2 separate regions of the Mus musculus genome follow, and region 1 is linked to region 2. Evidence: chromatin loops called from intact Hi-C (ENCODE). Cell type or tissue: gastrocnemius. All regions are shown on one strand. Each heading gives the region's core, and the rest is flanking DNA. Links, peaks and the distances in the headings are about the cores only.

Evidence for each region. Hi-C counts contacts between places; a loop is a spot of excess contacts. Peaks named below come from ENCODE experiments on the same cell type or tissue, not always from the same donor. Only the 100,000 strongest peaks of a DNase experiment are listed, where the experiment ranks them.
Region 1: a loop joins it to region 2, with 2.8 times the contacts of the local background. A loop is called at or near these places in 2 of 42 quality-filtered maps.

What each region holds. Positions count from the first base shown.
Region 1 is chr17:34,102,466-34,112,680 of GRCm38, forward strand. It overlaps Brd2 (bromodomain containing 2), which reads right to left. Exons shown (of 13, transcript NM_001204973.1): 13 at 9,554-10,215. The coding sequence ends at 10,110. Among named protein-coding and RNA genes, the nearest start is that of BC051537, 12 kb to the left of the region's middle. In gastrocnemius, for the core only: a CTCF peak has its summit at 7,151 (motif pointing right); a DNase peak (open chromatin) is centred at 7,205; H3K27ac peaks cover 753 bases.
Region 2 is chr17:35,153,131-35,163,432 of GRCm38, forward strand. It overlaps Prrc2a (proline-rich coiled-coil 2A), which reads right to left. Exons shown (of 31, transcript NM_020027.3): 2 at 9,742-9,916; 3 at 9,072-9,249; 4 at 8,680-8,779; 5 at 8,512-8,584; 6 at 8,204-8,347; 7 at 7,898-8,049; 8 at 7,623-7,702; 9 at 7,322-7,464; 10 at 6,967-7,057; 11 at 6,650-6,860; 12 at 5,806-6,283; 13 at 5,263-5,453; 14 at 4,749-5,049; 15 at 4,218-4,428; 7 more. The coding sequence starts at 9,853. Gm23442 (a small nucleolar RNA gene) reads right to left here and starts at 9,566; the gene lies at 9,433-9,566. In gastrocnemius, for the core only: no CTCF peak of the experiment used is centred there; a DNase peak (open chromatin) is centred at 3,936.

The DNA of each region.
Region 1 (10,215 bases), core at 2,216-10,215, 1.0 Mb before region 2:
ATCCCCTGGGACTCCAATGACAGGTAGTTAGGAGTTGCCATATGGGTACTGGAAACTGAGTCCTAAGTTTATGGAAAAGCAGACAGTACTCTTAACTGCGGAACCATCTCTCCGGTCTCATAAATGTTTATTTTAATTGTATGTGCATATAAATACAAGTATAAACAAATATTAGAAAAGGCCAGAGGCATCAGACCCCTATGGAGCTAGAGTTATGAGCTGCTCTGTGTAGGTGCTGGGAATTACACTGGCAGCCATTGCAAGAGCAACGGATATTCGAGTACTATACCATGTCCTATTTATGAGTCCAAGATGAAGACTGGTTTGTTTTACTGAGACGGGGTCTCACTATGTATCTCTGGTTGGCCTGTAACTCTCCATCTAGACCATTCTAAGCTCTAATTCTGAGAAATTCCCCTGCTTCCACCTCCCATGTTCTGGTGTTAAAGGCGTGCAGGACCATTTCCAGATCAAATACAGTTCTTTAAAGTGTAGCACATCTTTACATCTTTATTGTTGGCATCCGTTGTAATGTTTCACTTTCACCTATGAGCCTACTAAACAGGGACTTTCCTTCCTTCTGTTTAATTTGGCTAACGGTTTGTCAACTTTGTTTATCTTTTTAAAGAACCAACTCTTGGTTGCTTTTTGTTTCGTTTTCATTCTCTTCATTTCTCTCCTGCGAATTTCCCTTCTACTGCCTTTGGATTAAGTTCACTCTTGTTTTCCTAATGTTTTAAGGTTCATGGTATCGCTTGGGACAGCTCTGCTTGGGACGGTTCTGCTTTTGTAGCGGGGGCAGAGTGGAAACCTTCCAATCAGGACAGCCTTCGTTTTTCTTTTTTCTATTCTAGTACTTTAATTTTTTTTCTTGATTTTTTTCAATGACCTACTCATCCAATCTCCAAGTTATTTTTTCTGTAGTTTTTCTTGTGGTTGATTCCTAGCTTCGTTCCAGAAAAGAATACAAATGGAAAACGGAGCAATTTACCTTTCTGTATGTGTGTAGACTTTCTTCTTTAGAGTAAGTCCTGTGGCCAGCTGAAAAGACTGAGTTCTGTGCTGTTTGGGTGGAGTGTTCTGTAGATGTCCTTCAACGCCTTTGCCTGGATGACCTGCCCCTTGTTGCCAGTGGGGTATTTATGTCACCCACTGTTTCACTTTTTATTTGGTAGTATTTGTTCTAGGAAACCGAGGGTACTGCTGGTTTTTCACACTTAGAGTTGGAATGCCAGCTTGAGGGATGGTTTCTAGCATCAGCATGGCGTGATCCTCCTCATTCCTTCTGATGGGTTTAGTCTGGAGCCTGTTTGGTCAGATATTGGAACAGGAACTCCGTTGCTTGTTGCTTGGGATTCCTATGCCCACCTTTCCTGCTTGATGCTCCAGTGTGATCCTTGTATGCAGCAAAAGGGAAGCTCCTGTGCTCTGAGCCGCTCTGCTGGTCTGTGTCTTTTGGATGGTGGACAGAGACCACTAAGATCCAGTTATTTAAAGGTGTGTGCTAATTGTCAATTTGCTGGGTTTTGTAGTGTGTGGTGTTTTCCCAATCCCCAATTATTGCTGTTAAGGTGTCTCATTTTTTAAAAAAAAATTTATTTTATTCTTTACATACATTACATCCTGTACTGGCTGGTTTTGTGTGTCAACTTGACACGGCTGGAGTTATCACAGAGAAAGGAGCTTCAGTTGAGGAAATGCCTCCATGAGATCCAACTGTAAGGCATTTTCTCAATTAGTGATCAAGGGGGAAAGGCCCCTTGTGGGTGGGACCATCTCTGGGCTGGTAGTCTTGGTTCTATAAGTGAGCAGGCTGAGCAAGCCAGGGGAAGCAAGGCAGTAAAGAACATCCCTCCATGGCCTCTGCATCAGCTCCTGCTTTCTGACCTGCTTGAGTTCCAGTCCTGACGTCCTTGGTGATGAACAGCAGTATGGAAGTGTAAGCCGAATAAACCCTTTCCTCCCCAACTTGCTTCTTGGTCATGATGTTTGTGCAGGAATAGAAACCCTGACTAAGACACATCCCAACCAAAGTTTCCCCTGCCTCCACTCTCCCACCAACCCCAAATCTATTAATCCCTGATACCAAACATGGCGTAACAAGTTACAATAAGACTAGGCACAAGCCCTCCTATCAGGGCTGAGCAAGGCAACTCGGTATGAGGAAAAGGATCCCTAAAAAGTCAGAGATGCCCTCACTCCTGATGTTATGGGTTGCAGAAGAGCGCCAAGCACACCACAAGAATACCACCTAACCAAAACATGTATGCAGAGGACCCAGCTCGGACCCTCATAGAGTTCATGAGTGTCGCTCCAGTCTCTGCAAGCCCCTATGAGCCCTGCTGAGTTGATTCTGTGGGCCGTGTTCTCATAGGGCATCTTCCTAATTTGCCCCGTAGCCTCGAAGATGCCCTTCTTTCCTGCCTACAGTACTCTATCATCCTCTGTAGAGCTGTCTGTGTGGTCATATGTCCTTTAGTCTGCTTCTGACAGGGAAGTTTCATTCCTCCCCCAGTTAAGATTTTGTTTGGTGTAGTTGTCTAGGCTAGCAGCTGCGGTCTCTCGGAACTTGAAACATCCTCCCGAGACGCTCTGGCTTTCAGTTTCCATTGGAAAAGAAATCAGCTGCTAGCTGACAGCGTGTGTATGGTCCTTCTCTCTTCCAGCTTTCAGTATTTGTTCTTTGATCTATTTAGTGGGTCGACCATCACTTGATTTTTCCCTTCTCCTTTATTTGGTTGGTTCTGTCATTCCCTTATGTCTGGATGGGGTGGGTGGGTGGGGCCTTTTCCCTCTAGAGTTGGGAATGTTTTTTTAGATTTTATTGAAGATGCCAGGCGTGGTGGCGCACACCTTTTAATCCCAGCACTTGGGAGGCAGAGGCAGGAGGATTTCTGAGTTCGAGGCCAGCCTGGTCTACAAAGTGAGTTCCAGGACAGCCAGGGCTATACAGAGAAACCCTGTCTCAAAAAAACAAAAAAACAAAACAAAAAAAAATTTTTTTTTTCTATTGAAGATATTTTCTATGCTTTTGGTATGGAATTCTCTTCCTCTATGTCCACAGTTCTTGGCCTGGTCCTTTTGTGGTGTCACAAAGATCTCAATTGTCCTACTTAAGAGGTTCTTAAAGATTACCATTTCCTTAGTGGAAAATCCCTGTCAAGTCTTCAAGAGGTGGTGTCCTGGCCTGCATGCGACCCCTCCCACTGAGCTTCTGCCCTGCTGAAGTGTCTATTTCACATCACTTTGGCCTTTTTCTGTTGAATTGATCTTATTTCCTGATCGATGATTCAGTTGTTTATGATCCCTTGGGATCCACTCCTCAGTTCATTTCTGAGCTGTAAATTCCCTGAATAGATTTATAACCATTTTAAATTCTTTCTAAAATTTTATCTAAGTAGATCTCATTAGGGACCATTACTGTGAATAGGTCATTTAGGGAGGGGCATACTGTGTTGACTTTTAGCTATTTTTTTATTCTCTTGCCTTTAATTTCCTCCATTATTAAATATGCACATCAAATCTTTTTTCTGCAACTAGCTTCTATTTTTCCTCCTCCTCTTCCTCCTCTTCTTTTTCCTCCTCCTCCTCCTCTTCCTCAACTCTTCCTCCTTTTTTGTTTTTGTTTTTGTTTTTTTTTTTTAAAGACAGGATTTGTGTAGCTTTGGCTGTCCTGGAATTAGCTGGCCTTAAATCTACAGAGATCTATCTGCCAGGTTCGGCCTCTCTAGTGCTGGGACCAAAGGTGTGTGCCACCACTGCCCAGGCTAACTTCTTTTCTATGTTTGAGATTTATATGGTCAATTCCAATTAACAAAATCATCAGGACTAACAAAAGACAATAGCAAAGGCAAAATGTTCCCAAAATGTTACTAGGACCTCATAACTCAGTCTAAAAGAATTCCCCCTCCGTCCAGCTTGTCCTACAGCTGAGCTGAAACCAACAGTAGGGGTCTCCCCTTACCCGTGCTTGTAGAACAACCACATTCCGTTTGTGCCTCCCCACTTCTTAACAGTTCTTTAGCTAAATTCCTTTGATTGGGCTTTGTGAAACATTCCAGCACTACACAATAATAGTTGGCAGATTCTATATTTAAAAGGGTTGGGGGCCAGCAGGATGGCGCACACAGGTAAAGACTCCGACCCAGCTGCCAAGTCTGGTATCCTTATATCTCTGACCCACATGTGGAGAAACTGATTCCTGCAAGTTGTCTTCAACCTCCACAATCACCACGACACACATATGTATGTAATCTTAAATTTAAAAAATGTAGACAGACCGTATCTCTAGCTGCTCTAGCCCCCAAAAGCCCCGCCCCTACCCTGAATCTGGGTGGTGGTGTTGGGGGGCAGCTCATCTGAAGTATTTGCCTGTATCGCCAGGGCATCCCCAGAAAGTTCCGATACAGAGTATAACTTTGAAATCAGACTCATCCTGGCTCATCCACTGAGGTTAACTGTAGAAAGCCCCTGCCCTCCATTTACCTAGCTGCTCTCAGAAGCAATATCTGTCTTCATTCTTTCCGGCCCTGAGTTTTCTCTCAGACACTCAGCTGAAGACGCTGGGGAAACCACAGTTGGGTTCTGGGGTGCTGAGAGAGCACGTGCTGAGTTAGCCCAAGAGGCAGGCTATCAGCAGATTTGTGACTAAGGTCACTTGGTGAAAACAGGTCCAGGGCAAAAAAAAAAAAAAAAAAGTACAGAGAACACAGAAGCTTAGAAAGTTCTCAGGTCGTGATCAGACACCAGGGACTTGCGGGATAGGCAGGGAGTTAGTCACAGGTGCAACCAGAAACTGGAACCACAGACGCTGGGCAGCATTACTCTTTCTCACATCAGGAATGAATGTGGGACTGAGCAGCACACGCGTGGTTTTCACTTGCACTTGGCACGTGTGATTCTACTACACTTACACTTGGCACATGTGTGATCCTCCCCTTGTATTTGGCACACTCATGTGATCCTCCACTTGCTCTTGGCACACACATATGATCCTACACTTATACTTGGCACACATGTATGATCCTACACTGTGCTTGGCACACTCATGTACTCCTACACTTGGCACACACTTGTGATCCTCCACTTGCACTTGGCACACATGTATGATACTACACTTACATTTGGCACACATGTGTGATCCTATACTGTGCTTGACACACATGTGTGATCCTATACTGTGCTTGGCACACACATGTACTCCTACACTTGGCACACATGTGTGATCCTCCACTTGCACTTGGCACACGTGTGATCCTCCACTTGCACTTGGCACACATGTGTGATCCTATACTTGCACTTGGGAAATAAGAGCAGGATGACCCAGGGATCTGAGGCCATCCTAAGCTACAGGACTCCCTGAGAACCCAGCCTGCCACAGGAGGACTTGTACTGTGGGTACCATAGATTACCATCATTTGCCTACTGCAATGGTAAGGATGTAGTGTGTGCTGTTTCAGCTCTTATTCCTGTATGGCTATATCTTAAGTGAAAGCAAATAAGCAAATTCTAAAACCTTGAAAATATATGAAATATTTTTTTTTCAAACAAGAGGAACGAGGCTGTCTTCAGTTTAGTTAGTATCAATGGCGGATGAGAAACTAGAACTACACTGGCCAAGGAAATGACGATGCTTGCAGGAATCCTCACCACAATTCACCTCTTCAGGAAAAGCCACGGGCTGGAGAGATGGCTCAGAGGTTAAGAACACCGACTGCTCTTCCAGAGGTCCTGAGTTCAATTCCCAGCAACCACATGGTGGCTCACAACTATCTGTAGTGAGATCTGATGCCATCTTCTGGTGTGTCTGAAGACAGCCACAGCTATAGTGTACTCATATAAATAAAATAAATAAATCTTAAAAAAAAAAAAAAAGGAAAGGCCAGTCAGTTCTAGGACTGACATTGCAGGAAAGAAAGTATTTCATAAATGAGCAGTGCTTCCTCATAGCCATTGATTCTGAGGTGGGGGAGCTGCAGCTAATAACAGCATTTCATTCCGGCTCATAAGACAGGAAGATCAGGACAAACTTGGGGCCAGCTTTGTGTACACAGAGACCCTGTTATAAAGAACAGGGCTTGGCAACTCCCCTCCCCCCCAAATACTACCCAAAAGTTCATGCTGTTCGAGGCTAAATAGATCCTTTTCTTTTCCAACCTCAACTCAAATGCTAGTTCATCTGACAGTATTCGACATTCTCACTTGGCAAATAGGAATACTTCTGTATTTGCATGACAGAGAAACAAAAGCACTTAAGAGTCTGTAGTCTGGTGTCTAACAAGAAAAGGTTGGGGCTGGTGAGATGGCTCAGTGGGTAAGAGCACCCGACTGCTCTTCCGAAGGTCAGGAGTTCAAATCCCAGCAACCACATGGTGGCTCACAACCATCTGTAACGAGATCTGACTCCCTCTTCTGGAGTGTCTGAGGACAGCTACAGTGTACTTACATATAATAAATAAATAAATAAATAAATCTTTAAAAAAAAAAAAAAAAAAAAAAAAGAAAAGGTTGGGAGTTATCTTGACCATGTTAAAGTTACAGGCTTAGTACCCCAGAAAGGGAAGACTTTAAAAAGGCAAGCAGAAATGAGACGAGGAGGATGGGCCCTGAAACGTGGTGGCTAGCTGGACAACTTAGGCCGGCAAGGCCTAACTGACCGGGGAACAAGAGAGGAAACAAGCCAGGGTCACTAGGCTGAAGCTTGCATGATAAATCCCGACCTCTAGGATTAACAGCTGACTGTAGAGGTGCACATGTGTGTAAGCACAGGGAAATGCTTATTACACGGATGACTCGCCAGGTTAGGGATGTACCTCAGTGATACCTGGCACCAAGGGGCATGTTTGGAAAGCAGGTCTTTGTGGACATGTTGAGTGTTAGCAGCCCTATGAACACTACCATCAGGCAGTTGGACTGTAAGGTCTATAGACAGACTGGATAGTTGCTCAGAGAGTTATCAAGGTGTAACAAGGGATATCTTCCTCGAAGCGGAGGCTCTCTCCAGCAAGGGCTCAGGTAACAAGAGACAAGGCCTAAGACCTTATCTATGATCCTCCACAGTACAAGAGTGAAGGCTCCTGTTAAAACATGGAAGAGACCCCACAGACGAAATGAATGAAGATTTAAGTGGAAGTCACAGGCATGACCAACAGATGGCACCAAAAATCCCAGTCTCAGGTAAGTTCCTCAGTGTGTGCCAGCGCAGCGAGCGGCCCCTCAGTCAGACCAGCTTTCTACTGCTGGGAAAGCTGTTTTATCTACAAAATCCCTGTTCTAATGCAGTGAAATCAACCTCCACCTGCTGCTTCAACCTCAGTAGCTGCAGCTATACACAGACAGCGGTCTCCTCGCCCACTTTCCGAGCATAGCAGTAAGTAAGCCCTTGTAAGCCCAGTATAGAGGGTATAGATTCTGGAGCCAGGCTGCCTTGTCAAATCCTATACCTCCGTTGACTATGCTGACTTGGGGCAAACTGCTTAGCTAGCTCTTGAGCCTCCCTCCCCCTCTAGCACCCCTCCCTCCAGTCTACTGAGAGGTTATTACAATACACACCTTGTCTAAGGTTACCATGACAACCAAATTGTTTCTGGCACTGTGCTTGGCACACACTAATTGTTCCTTGTGAACTATCAGGAGATGCCTGCTTTATAGAGCTGCCACTGGCCATGTGGGTGAGCACTCATCTTCCATTTTTTTCCTGCTTTAGCTTGACTTTACTCAAGCCATTTCTTCTACCATTTCTAGCCCCCTCTTTTCTGATCACAGAAAGCTGTCTTACTCCAGCCACATCTTGTGTCTAACTAACGTGCTGTCTTGTGTACACAGAGAATAGGCTGGCAGTGCTAGAGACCCACACCATGGCCTCCTAGGCACTTATCCTTCAAGCCAACCTGCTCTTTGGTCCCGCTAAACCAGTAGTTCTAACCAGCTCTGGCACTTGTCCTGGGAGTTTTTCCATCTAAACCATGAGGGCTGGACTGGGATGTAAGAGACAGCAGGCACCAGCTCCTTCCCAGTGCCAGGCTGATCCCAGAAAGGCAGCGGCTGTGGAAGGCAGAACTCCAAACCAGCACAGAAGGAAATACCCGGCATTCCACCATCAACCCTGGCCTCCTTACCAAAGAGCATTAGAAACCCAGACGAGCCGGGCGGTGGCAGTGAACGCCTTTCATCCCAGCACTTGGGAGGCAGAGGCCAGCCTGGTCTACGGAGTGAGTTCCAGGATAGTCACAGATAGAGAAACCCTGTCTCGAAAAAACAACAAAAAACCCAAAAACACCCAGATGAAGTCCAGACACTTAGAGAATGCCTAAGAAGAGAAGGTAGGACCTTTGACCAGATGGGGAAGGAGGACGCTGTTTGGGAGATAAACTGACCAGAAATTCCTGGGAGTGCAGCACATGTTTGGGGACCTTTTTCAGTTCCAGAGAGGTTGACCCAGGCCTTCCTTCTCTTAAACTGCTTTAAGGTTGTTCTTAAGGTGTCCTAAGTTATGCTGGAAGCCAACCTAGCTATTAGTCTGAGCAGAGCAGGTATTAAGCTACTTCTAGTCTCCCCAAATTACTTTTTCTAAAAAATTACTTTATGTATAAGTACACTGTGCTGTCTTCAAACACACAAGAGGGCATCAGATCTCACTAGATAGTTGTGAGCCACCATGTGGTTACTGGGAATTGAACTCAGGACCTCTGTTAAGGTCAGTGCTATTAACTGCAGAGCCATCTCTCCAGTCTCTCACCCTCCCACCTCCTTTTTTTTTCCCCCAAGACAGGGTTTCTCTGCATAGCCCTGGCACTCACTTTGTAGACCAGGCTGGCCTCCAACTCAAATCTGTGCTGGGATTAAAGGCCTGCACCACCACTCCCAGCCTTTTTTTCCCCCCCAATTACTTTTAAACCTTATAAAAATTTCCTCAAATTTCAATTGAAATCCCTACTCCATTCCATTTGCCTTTAAGTTAAATTCCTGTCACAATCCCAGGGAAATTCCTCCCACTTTTAAAGACCTCTGAATTCACCTTCTTAGGTCTAGGCTTAGCTGGCTTTCCTTCCTGTAGAGGTTAACTGCTGTTTTTCACCACCTTCACCAGTCCTATCACTCTTACTCTCCACTTGCAGGTATATATTGACTCACTTGTGGCAGAATGAACTGTCACTATTTTGGACACTCCTCAGCCTCTGCTCCCATTTCCTTTGGTACACTAAACTAAAGCCTCACTTTGAAGAGCTGTGCATCACACAGCTCCTGAATGAAGACTTGGAACTTAAGACAGAGTGGAGTGCCTTATAACCTGGTTGAACTCAAACTAAGCTATCCCCTTACCTGTTTGGTCACTGATAGGTACTTAGTACCAGTCCTTGTCTAGCACTCTAGGCTTCAATTCTTAGCACTCTTAAAAGACAGACCTAGGGGCCAACTGGGGGATATAGCTAATGATGATGTGATACCCAGCACCGAATCAAGCAGAACAATCGCCACCCACCCCAGCACCAATAATACTCAACCATTTCTTCTGAGCCACTTTGAACACAGAAACAAATCTCACTAAGAAAACTAACTCAAAACTTCAATAATATTTTCTTTATTTACATGTTAGACTCAAGAAAGAAAAGACAGTCTTGGGGCCAACTGGAGAGGTGACTAAAATCCCCAGGCCCCAAATGGAGTGGAAGTAAAAGGGAAAAGTAGAAAAAAAAAGTCAATGTAAAAAACAAAAAGAGCTCCCTCTTCTTCCCTCCCCATGGAAGCTGGAGGGAGGACCACGGCTACACACCCCCAGCCTTACCACATAGCTTAAATAAATTAAAACCTCAAAACAGGGCCCTTAGAAGTGAACAGGACAGCTACAGCTCAGGGGGCTTTATGCCAGGCCTATCCCCACTCCCACCCATACCCTTGCCCCACCCCCATCATCCTCAACAGGGACACCACACCCAAGAGGGCTAGGAATTCAATCGTATTTTGTCCATGTCCCTGCCTTCCTCCCCACTGCAGAGCCAGCTCTCCTATGGAGGGGTGAGATGAAGAAGCGTCACAGCAAGGGAAAGTGGGGAAGGGTGGTTCAGGGGTCCGGTCCTGCGGAGCCTTCCTGCCCCATCTGGCCTGGCCCCTTAGCCCGAGTCTGAATCGCTGGTGTCTGAAGAAGAGGAAGATGACGACGAGGAGCTGGAATCTGAGCTGGAACTAGAAGCACTGAGACGGGACACTGCCACTTGC
Region 2 (10,302 bases), core at 815-8,814:
GTGTGGGAAGATTGTAGTTGAATTCAGACTCCCATCCCACTTGTCATCACCTCATACCCAAACGAGGACATGTCCAAGTGAAGCCCATTCAGACCTTGTTGGTAGTGCCAAACTCAACTTGAGAGCCCGGTCGGTGGGCTGGTCGGAGAGGGCCTGGCTCTGGGCCTCGATCTGTGCGCTGTGATCGTTCTGTGCCTATGGGACCAGGGGGCAGAGGCTGCTCCCGGGGCAGCTCCTAGATTGGGAAACAAAGTGTATTTGGGTGACAGAGAAACAAACCAAGAAAAAGCAAAGCACATTGGCTAAAAAAAGGACAGTCAAACTCAGGAGGGAGGAAGGGCCCTGCTGACATTCTTCATCCATCCATCGACTTTACCTTTCTTTCCCCTTCATGGGAAGCAGGTGGCCGTCTCCTAGGAGGTTCAGAGGGTTCAGAGCCAGATGCACTCTCACCAGGAACAGCATTCAGGGGTGAGGGTCCTCCAGGCCGCTTGGGGGGTCCCTCTGCTGACCCCTTAAGTCCTCCATCAGGGGAACTTCGCTGACTGCAGGGACCTGATGACACCTGAGAATCTCCACTCAGGTCCACTCCACTGTCAGACTGACTCATCTGCGAGGTGGAGAAGGAGCTAGGTAAAACACCGGACACCTGAGAAGTGTCACATACCAACAGAGGAAAGGAGACAATTCCAAGAGAACGGCCTCAAGGGCTATGTCTATTCAGAACAGGTGAAGAAACATGACCAACACTCAGTAACCTCCCTGCCACTCCGGTCCCAGCGTCTCCTTACCTCTGTGCCTGCCACATCCTCAAAGGGACTCAGGGGCTCCATCCAGGGCTCGATGGAGCCAGGCTGGTAACTCTTTCGGCTTGTGGCTAGAGAACACCAACCATGAGGCAGGCAGTGAGAAACTAAGACCCACCTCACATCACCACGCCCCACTCCAATCTTTACCCCCCCACCAGCTTCACTCACCAGTATGTAAACGATTCCAGATGTGGGGAGTTAGGGCCTCTGTGCCTGAATCTCTGGATTCTTCCTGAGGGCCTGGGACCTCAGGCTTAGAGCCCAAGAATCCAGAGCTATGAGAAGCTGGCACAGTTTCCTAAAGAAAACCAAGAAGGGCAAAATACAAATAAGCTGGGGCAGAATGAGAAGCAGCAGCAGCAGCAACAGCAGGGAGACAGAGACATGGGAGACAAGTGGTGATCGCTAATGAAGAGTCTGGGGTGAGAGTGAGCAGAACAGAATGTAAAAAGCATACAGAAAGCATAACCAAGAACCTTCAAAGGTGGGAGTGCAATGAGGCCCAGTCTCCAGCCCCATCCCTCACCTCCTGCAGCAGCTCCGGTTTTCGGGGAGGCCGCTCCCGCCGTTTCGGGGGGAAGGGATTAACCCCGGCAGAGTCCCGGGGAGTCCCGCCCACCCCCCTCACCATCGGCCCTGGCTCCTCGAAGTGGGGGTCTGGGGAAAAGGGGAAAACTGTCAGCATCTACCTCATTCTACCACTGACCCTAGCCTGCTCTCCCGACTCCACCTCCCAGTCCTTCCAGCTCTGCAGATCCCAATAGCAGGGGCCCCATGACAAACTCCTGCTCCCCACTCCAGCACTTGACCTTTGGGGATGGAGTCATTCCCACCCGCTTGCCTCCAGCTTACCAGAACTGATAGCGCTGCTGGCCCTTGGGGGGTCATAACGGGTTGGGGGCCGAGGGGAGGAGCCCTGAGGGGCTTGGGGAGGCCCAGGCTTAGGCCTTGGGTGCCCCCCTGGTGCAGTTACATTTCCTTGGCGGCTGCTAAGTTGGGCCAGAGCCTGTTGGATTCCAGCAGGGTTGCTATGGATAACTTGGTCCAGGCGGAAGACAGCAGAACTGCTGGGGGGTGGCGGAGGCAGAGGAAGTCCCGGAGGTCGCTCCTCAGGAGGACGGCTGGAGAAAGCAGAGCATCAGTTCCAGGGCTCACTAAATTCTGTAAGTCAAGCATCTACTGTCGCTTCACTACTAGCATCCTATCTTCTCCTGATAAAACCCTTTCCAAGCTTCCTGTTCACAACAGTGTGTTGAGAAAACCAGAACAAAACACGCATGGGGACTGCTAACTCTTTAGCTGACTGCCAAGATGGAAGATATATAGTGCCTTTCTGATGCCTGACTTACTAAAAAAACTCTAACTCCCTGGCACCCACCCTCAACCCAGCAACCACACTACTACTTAGCCATCTACTCTTACCCACCTTCGGTTCTTGGGAGAGGGCCAGCTCCTCTTATCCCCTCGTCCTGGGCCGGTCCGTCCCCCAGGGCCTGCACCACCACCTCCGCTACTGCCACCACCACTGCCAGTCTTGCCCCCAGTGCCTGGGCGCCGGTTTTGACGATCCATGCCTGGCCGCTGACTTGAGAAGCTCCGCTTGCTCAAATCCTTGGCTCGTTGGCTCAGGTCTCCACGAGACATGGCTGAAATGCCTGGTCCAGCCCCACCTGCATTGGCCCCAGGAGTCCCCACAGCTTTAGAGGTCATAAGTGCTGCTGGGGGAGTCTCCTTGTCACCCCGGCGCTCACTGGCAAAGTCGCTGCTCTCTGATGCAGTCTCCCATTCCTCATTGGCTTGGTCTGAGTTCTGGTTTGACAGATCAGGAGACTTAGCAGCTGTGCGGCGAGGGGGTGGGGGAACTGTGGCTGCTGTTAGTGTCTCCTCAGGTCCAGGGGTAGAGGCTGCAAGGGTTAGGGAAGGGGGCTTGCCATCAGCTCCTCTGGCAGCGTTTTCACGTTCTTGTTTCAGCCTTCGGAAACGAGGTGGTTTGTCCTGCTGTTGAGCCCTGCCATGTCGCCTCCGTCGGGGTCGCTCCCCATCTTCCATGCCTACACCCATGTTGCCAGCTCGAGACATGGGGGACAGAGGCCCTGAGATCAGCTTCTCTTTCAAAGGTTCTTTACTTGGAGGCAAAGGACCTGTTGGAGGTTTCTTTGGAACCAGAGACTTGGCAGGAGGGCTCCAGCCTGAGCAAACAGGAGGGGGCCGCCCCCCACCTCGGCCACGGCGTGATGGTACTCCTCTTGGAGTGAAGACACGACCACCTCGGGCAGTGGAGAATCGGGCTGGGGCTGGTGATGGAGGAGCTCCTGGTTGTGGGGGGGCAAGAGGGACCTGACCAAGCACTCCCTCTTTGGGCGGAGGGGCTTCCTTGTCAGAGGGGGCCAGGTCACTCTCATGAGTCTCACTGCCTGTTTCAGAGCCACGCTGGCGGCGTCTCTTGGGGATTTCTTCATATTCTGAACCCTCACTTCGTGTCTCACTGGCAGTGCGGCCTCGGGGAGCAGAAGGATGGTTTGTTCCGCCTGAACCACCCCCACGCCCATCGTCTCCTCGGAACTCTCGGTAACTTCGGAATTCACGGCTCCGGGCTCCCCGACCCCGGCCCCCATAGGTCCCCCGAAAACCCCTTCCTCTGGCAAAATACTCGCCTCTGCCCCGACCACGGCAAGATGTAGGACCTACTCTTTCATAGGAATAGTCCCGCCGAAGCCTAGGTGCAGGAGACAGGTTTCCACCTGGTGGGGTTTCTTTGGGGCCCACCTTGCCCTTAGCTGTCTTGAGTGCATCTGGCTTTGGGACCTTGGGGGTCTCATCCCCCTGTTCTAGGGACTTAGGAGGCAGCTCCTCTACTTTCACAGGTGGTGGTGGCTTCTTTATAGGCCCAGCTCTTCGAGGAGGGACACCTGGCTCCTCTGGAGGGATTCCACGGCGACAACTGCCTGGTCGGGGGCCCCAGCGAGTCTCAGTACGATTCTCTCTCCGTGGTGGTGGTGGGCCTTGGCCTCCACGGGCAGGCTTTCTGCCTGCTTCTGGCCCGGACAGCTGTGGCGGTTCCTCCTTCGAGGGTTCCTTCTTGGGCGGTGGAGCCTGCATCTTGGCAGCTTCATCATTGCCTGGAGGCCAGGGTAGTGGGCGGGGTCCCGGGGGAGCAGATTCCTCCAGAGGGAATCTCGAGATTGGGGGCCCAGGAGTTCCATTCTCTGGAAAACCTGGATAATTAGCCAGATAAGGTGGGGGCGGGGGTACCGGAGGAGTCTCGCTCCTGAAGAGAAACAGAAGAGAAGTTTGTTATGAGAAGGATGAGGACACGCAGAGAAGAACTAGGATCTAGACACTCCTTCCACGGGCACCCTATCACTTCAGACAGCCCACACTACTCACAGGCCCTCCCTAGCAACTCACCTCATACTCTTCTCCTCCTCATCTGCTGCCTGGCGCAGTGGTGAGGTAAGAGGACGAGGATCAGTGGGTGTGGTGGTAAAGACATCTCCAACCCAGGCCAACTTGGGGTCCACTGGTGGGGTGCCCCTTTCCCGCAACAGAGGGGGTGCATGGCGTTCAAATGGCTCTGAGCTTGAGCCCCCACTGTCTGAGCGTTCCCGGGGAACCAGGCCTAAGAAAACAAAGAAAGCACCTTGCATAGGCCTTAGATGCTAAAAGCACCTCTGTGTGAGAACCTGTGTGCAGCACCTGCAGCTCCTGTTCTGTGAGGGTTTGCCTTTCTCATGAAAACAAGTCAATCACTCAGCTGTGAAGTAATCAAGCCCCACAAATAAACTGTGCCCAATGAAGGATCACTACCTCTTCCCCAAGCCTATTCTCACAAGCCCCCTAGAAGTGCTAGGCAGATAGAACACCATGCTCCCTGGCTGTCCCACAGACAGTATTCCCTCCTGGGACTAAGGAGATCACCGGCACTCTCATGACCCGTACCAGAGGGATGCACACCAGGAGGGTAGAAGTCCAGAGGGGGCCGGCCCTGGAGAAGCCGAGGGTCCACGTAAGGAGGAATCATCATCCAGCGGGGGTCAAAGTTCATTGGAGGCATTGGTGGGGGCCGGCCCAGAGCACCTGGGTACAGGGCTTTGGGAGGTGGGGGCGGTGCTTGTGGGGCAGGTACAGCTCCCAGGGTCACAGGTTGTGGTGGTGATGGGGGCACTGGGGCAGGAGGGGCAGTGCCTTGTTGCTGCTGCTGCCACTGCTGTTGCTGCTGCTGCTGCTTCAGGAGCTGCTCCTGCAAGTAATGAGACAAGATGAAAAGGTTACCATAGCCTACATACACTCAAGACCATCAGTACAGAGAAAGTTAAGGCAGTGGCATGACAAAGATAGGGCGCAAGGGAACTGTGCTACAACAGAAAGACGAACCCAGGCCTGAAGGCAACACATGGAAGGATGCTGAAGAGACAAAAACAGCCCCAAAGTGAAAGAAAAAACTTGGCATCACCTGTTGCTGCCGCTGGAAGCGAGGAGGCAATGACTTCTGGTATTTGGGGTAGCCCAAGCCCTGACTGGGGGGCTGGCGAGTAGAACCAACCCCATCACCTTTGGGTTCCATCTTTGGGGCTGGGGGTGTGGTAGGTGGAGGAACCTCTTCTGGTGGTTCAGGACCCTCTTTTGAAGGCAGTTGGGGTTCCACTGCATTGAAGAACAGGGTGACTTGGTCCATTACAACAGTCAAACATCCCAGAAATTCCACCCCCAGTTAAGTATTTAACAAAATACGAACTGAATAAGTGGCCATCCTGTTTAAGAACCATAGAAATACTTTAAAGTGTCAAGTATTCCTGTGACACCACCAGAAAACACAAAACAGGAACCAGAAGTTCTGTTCTACAAGATGCTTAGATTCTCCTCCCACATACCCCGCCACTCACAGTTCAATAGCGTAACCTAGCACTCTCTCCCACTGACACCCATCTTTACTACCCACTATCCCCTTAAGCCTAGCAGACTTGACACCCAGTAAGCCCCATCCCTTTCTTCATACCTGGGCTGGCTTCGAAGCTGCCACTGCTGTTGCTGTTGGCAGTGCAACCACCCCCACTCACCAGAGTGGGAACTGGAGCCACCCCTGGACTGGGGGCGGCCTGCACAGGAGGGGCTTGTGCCGGCTCTTCAGGTTCTTTCTCTGGTGTTGGGGTAGGTGTTGGTGGCAGAGCTGGAGCTGCAGGAATTTCTTTGGGGACTACAGGTGGTAGAGCTGGGGCAGCAGGGGTAACAGGTGGGGCTGCAGGCTCTGCCTTGAGCCGCTTGTCAGGTGCCCCAAACTTTTCATCAAGACGCTTAAGTTTCTCAGCACAGGCTGCCCGGCGCTCCTCCTGCATGCGTCGCTCTTCCTCTTCTCTGCGCCTTCGAGCTCGTTCCACTGCCAGGGAGATCTCTGAAGAAGATTGCTTCCGACGCTGCCGCCATGCCTCATCCTCATCCTCAGGTGCTGGGGGTTTGCAGGGAGGACCCCCTCGATCCTGGCAATGGGCAGACCCAGCAGGCCAGGCATGTCAGTCACTCTACCTTCTACCACCTCTTTCAAAGATCAAACAACTGTCTACAGCTACAGGATAAAAGAACCAGGCCTGGGAATTAATGGTCTCTGTCTGGGTGGAGACAAATTCCTCACCCTTACCTCTGTTCCTTTTTTACTTTGGAGGACCAATCACGCAGGCCTTCCCTTCCCAGCATCCCAGCTCATTTCAACTCCCCGAGAACCAAAGGCTCCCCAAACTTTTCTCAGATACAACCCTAGTCCTGCCCTAGCTTCTTGTCATTACTGTCAATTATTCAGCTGATACCCCCACAACTGACCCTCTCGGCCCGAAATTGTAGATACTCACTGGGTAGTCCCCAGGGGGCCCCCAGTTCCCGACTGGCCCCCGGTGAGGTGGAGGTGGGGGAGGCTTTGGGGTAGGAGGAGCTGGCTCTGTCTCTGAAGGCCGAGCATTCTCTGTCCAGGCTGTCTTGGGAGGGGGCAATTCGCTGCCAGGGGAGGTGCCCTTTTTGCCATCTGTCTCAGGTTCCTCAGCAGCAGCTGACTGGGAATCCTTGCTGTGGGCAGATCACAGTGTAACTAAGCTCTGCTATAAGCAACCCTTCTATGAGGCTAGCGCACCACAAGAAAAACAGTGCCTCCCTCCCCTGGGCCCTAACTCACTGGCCCTCAGCTCCCTCCTCGTCGGAGTCTCGTCCATCTTCCTCATCGCTGAATTTGAGCTTTTCAGTATAGTCAACCTCTTCATGGGCCCCTGAGGTAAAAAAATGAACATTTAAGTAAACTAAGTAATGTGCTCTCTCAGATAGCTTCACAGAACGCAGCAAATAGTCTGGAACTACAACAGCAGATAGAGTCAATGCTAACCGTCCCCACCACATGTCCTGACGTCCTCACTCCTCAGTACTTGGCAGTACTAAGCTTTCTATCATTCCCTCTTACCCTTTCACATCTGCCTTCCTCTCACACGACCCACCATTTCTTCTTCACATTTGAGAACCCAAATAGTCATAGTCACCTGCCCAACCATCATCATTTTCCTGGTCCAGTTGGTCAAACTCTTTAAGATTATCCTCTTTAAGAATAGAAGGCCGACCCACAGGCTCTACAAGGCGCATTGGTGGCCCTGAGCCCCGGGGGCCCGCCACACGGGGAAAACGGCTGCATATTGGAAAAAAAAATTTGGAGGGGGGGATGTTAAATATAGCATGTAGCAGAATCACATATAAAACTGAACCCCTAGTTAGAAAAACCATCTCTCCAAGTAGCCTTACCCTGTTCCCCTCCCCCAACAACAAACCCAGAATCTGATTACTTACCTGGGCCCATCAGGAGTCGGGTATCTATAAGGCCCCTGGGGTCCATAGGGCGGAGGGAATGGGAGATATGGGGGATACATCTGCAAAACGGCCCAACAATAGCTGCTTAGAGGGGGGACATATAGTCTACCAGCCCTTTAAACGTATCCTTCTACCCCCTCATCCTCCCACCCCCATCTCATTGGGGTCTACTTTCTGTGTCTTCCAAAGACTAAGTCCTAACCCTTAACACCTGGCTCTCAGTGCACCACTTCAAGCAACACAGGCACACTCACAAAGGGCGGCATCATCCCGCGGTAGGGAGGGAACTGGGGTGGGCCTGAAGGCTGCAGCCCACCCCGGGGATCATGGCCATGATGAAGTTTGGAGTCCGGGCCCTCCAGGTCATCAGGGCCACGCCCACCTCCGTCCCTCCAAGTTGTAGAATCTGTAGTTTAGAAACGCAAAGAGGGAGGAAAAGATAAGTTACCACTGGTCTAGGCCAAGGGGATGCATCAGAAAGACGGGGAAGGAAGTGAGTAACCCAGCACGCAGCCTTTCCACAGAGCAGGCGCGACCCTGGTCTGAGGGCAGCTACTCACTTTGGGGGCGGAGGCTTGGTCCGGGCCCAGACGACTGTTCGGCAGACTCCCTTTCCTTGGCAGCCTTGTCCTGGTCTCCAGCCGCCTGCAGGGTCGGAAATTCCTCTCGAGAGAATCGCGACAGTAGGTTTGATGCCCTTCCACCTGTTGAAATGAGGGTATACACCAGATGGGGTCACTTCCTGAGCATGTACATAAAAGCGGGAGGCTCTAGATCCTGGGTGATTTGGACACAAGACGAAGGATCTCTCCTCAAAAATGCATGGCCCCTGCCTCCCTCCCATATGCTCCAACCCTCTTACACTCACCATCTCCATGGGCTCCATGGGTGACACTGGCTTGTGCCCAGGACTTTACCCCGCTTGGAACCGAAGGAGTGTTCTGGGGGAGCAAAGGGACAAATGGTCACAGGGAGGGCAGAGTAAGTATCGTAAGGGTCATTCTTCCTCATCCAACCCCTCGAGTTCTCCAGGTACCTCGGGGGCTGTTGGGGGTCGTTTCGGCTGGTTGGAGGCAGGCGTCTGTGAAGCCGGCAGTGGCTGCGATTCCGGCGGCTGAGCGGTTGAGGCATCGGAACTGGGAGAGCAGGATGGAAAGGTCGTGCAGAGTGAGATGCCACTTCCTTAGTTCTCTAAGTGGTACAAAGCTGGGGCTGACCCAAGCCTAGCTACTATCTACAAACACTAGGACAAAGCAACTGGTACACAGGCCTCGCCTGTTTCTTCCTGTTTTCTCTCCATCAAAGTTTAAGGTTTCAATTCTTAGTCATCTAACAAACTAGGTGCAGAAGGTGCTTCTCTCAGTCTCATGCCTTAACACACTCCCCAGCTCAAAGCTACGAGCCTCAGGAAGTCCCACAGCTATCTACCTCTTGGGGTCGGACTGCTCCTGTTTGCTTGCCCATCCTGTTCCGTCTTTCGGCACTAGTGAGACATTGGGGTCATTGCCTTTGTTCTCGGCTTTCAGGCTTGGAAGGTTGGCTGGGGGTGGCATGCGCCGGGCAATGGCAACTTTTCCGAGACTCTGCAGGCCATGTCGAGGGGCAACTGAAGAAACGGTGGAGAGAAAAAGGATCAAAAAGACCTCACACGGGAGACCTAACAGCGTCCCGTCAACAAATCCCGTTTAGACAACCCTACCATCTTTTCACTATAGGCTTCTCTCAGAAACCATTCCATTACTCAATAATCTCTTAAGCTCTCCTGGGAAAGGTGAGATACAGCATAATCATCTGTGGGATGGTTGATCCTGAGCCTGCGGGGGGCAAGCTGGTCCAAGACCTTTTCAAATCCACCACATTACTTTGCCTCCGATTCTTACGTGTCCAAGGACAGGGAACCAAAAACACGCCTTTGTAGGAGGATAAGCTGTGTTTCACCCAAAGCCCAGCACCCCCTTCAGCACTGAAGATGAAACTGAGAGGTCTCCAGTATTCATCTGGTCTGTTAGTTGCCTTTGTTGGAGAGCTCTAAAGCCTATATCCCACACATGCTCAGCCTGCAAATATCAGGAACGTCTTTACAGGACAGGACCCTCACCAGCGGGTTTCTGGATCTCTAAGGACTTGCCCTTATACGTATCAAACAGGTTGAGCGAGGAATACTTCTTTCCATCCTTCCCCTTGGCAGTCGGCCCCGAGCGATCGGACATTGCGCTGGAAGCTCATTGAGTACGTTGGGTCCTGCAGGCACCTCCCCCAAAACGAGCCGGTGCCTGTGGGCCAGACAGTAGGCAGTTCAGGTTCTGCCCCTTTCAGACAAAAGCTTAGAAGCTCTCTGCATTCTCTTTAGGGCCCAAATACTTGGTTCTCTGGCTTGTGTAAAACACTACAGTCTCTTAAGCAACCACCATCCACTTGGCTTCCACAGCCCCCTTCCCCCTGACATATCCCAACAAAGAAAACCAAGTAGCAACCTAGTATCTTACCCATCTATCCTTTGTGCCATTTAGAAATGGCAACTAATCTTACACTCCTCCAAAATAATTTCAGAGACATACGATTAAATTGAACAACCAAGTCAAAGCCCCAGAGAAAACCAGAATGAGGTACACAACTCTATCGAGCAAGTACAAGAACTTCAGATTGTCAACCTATTAGA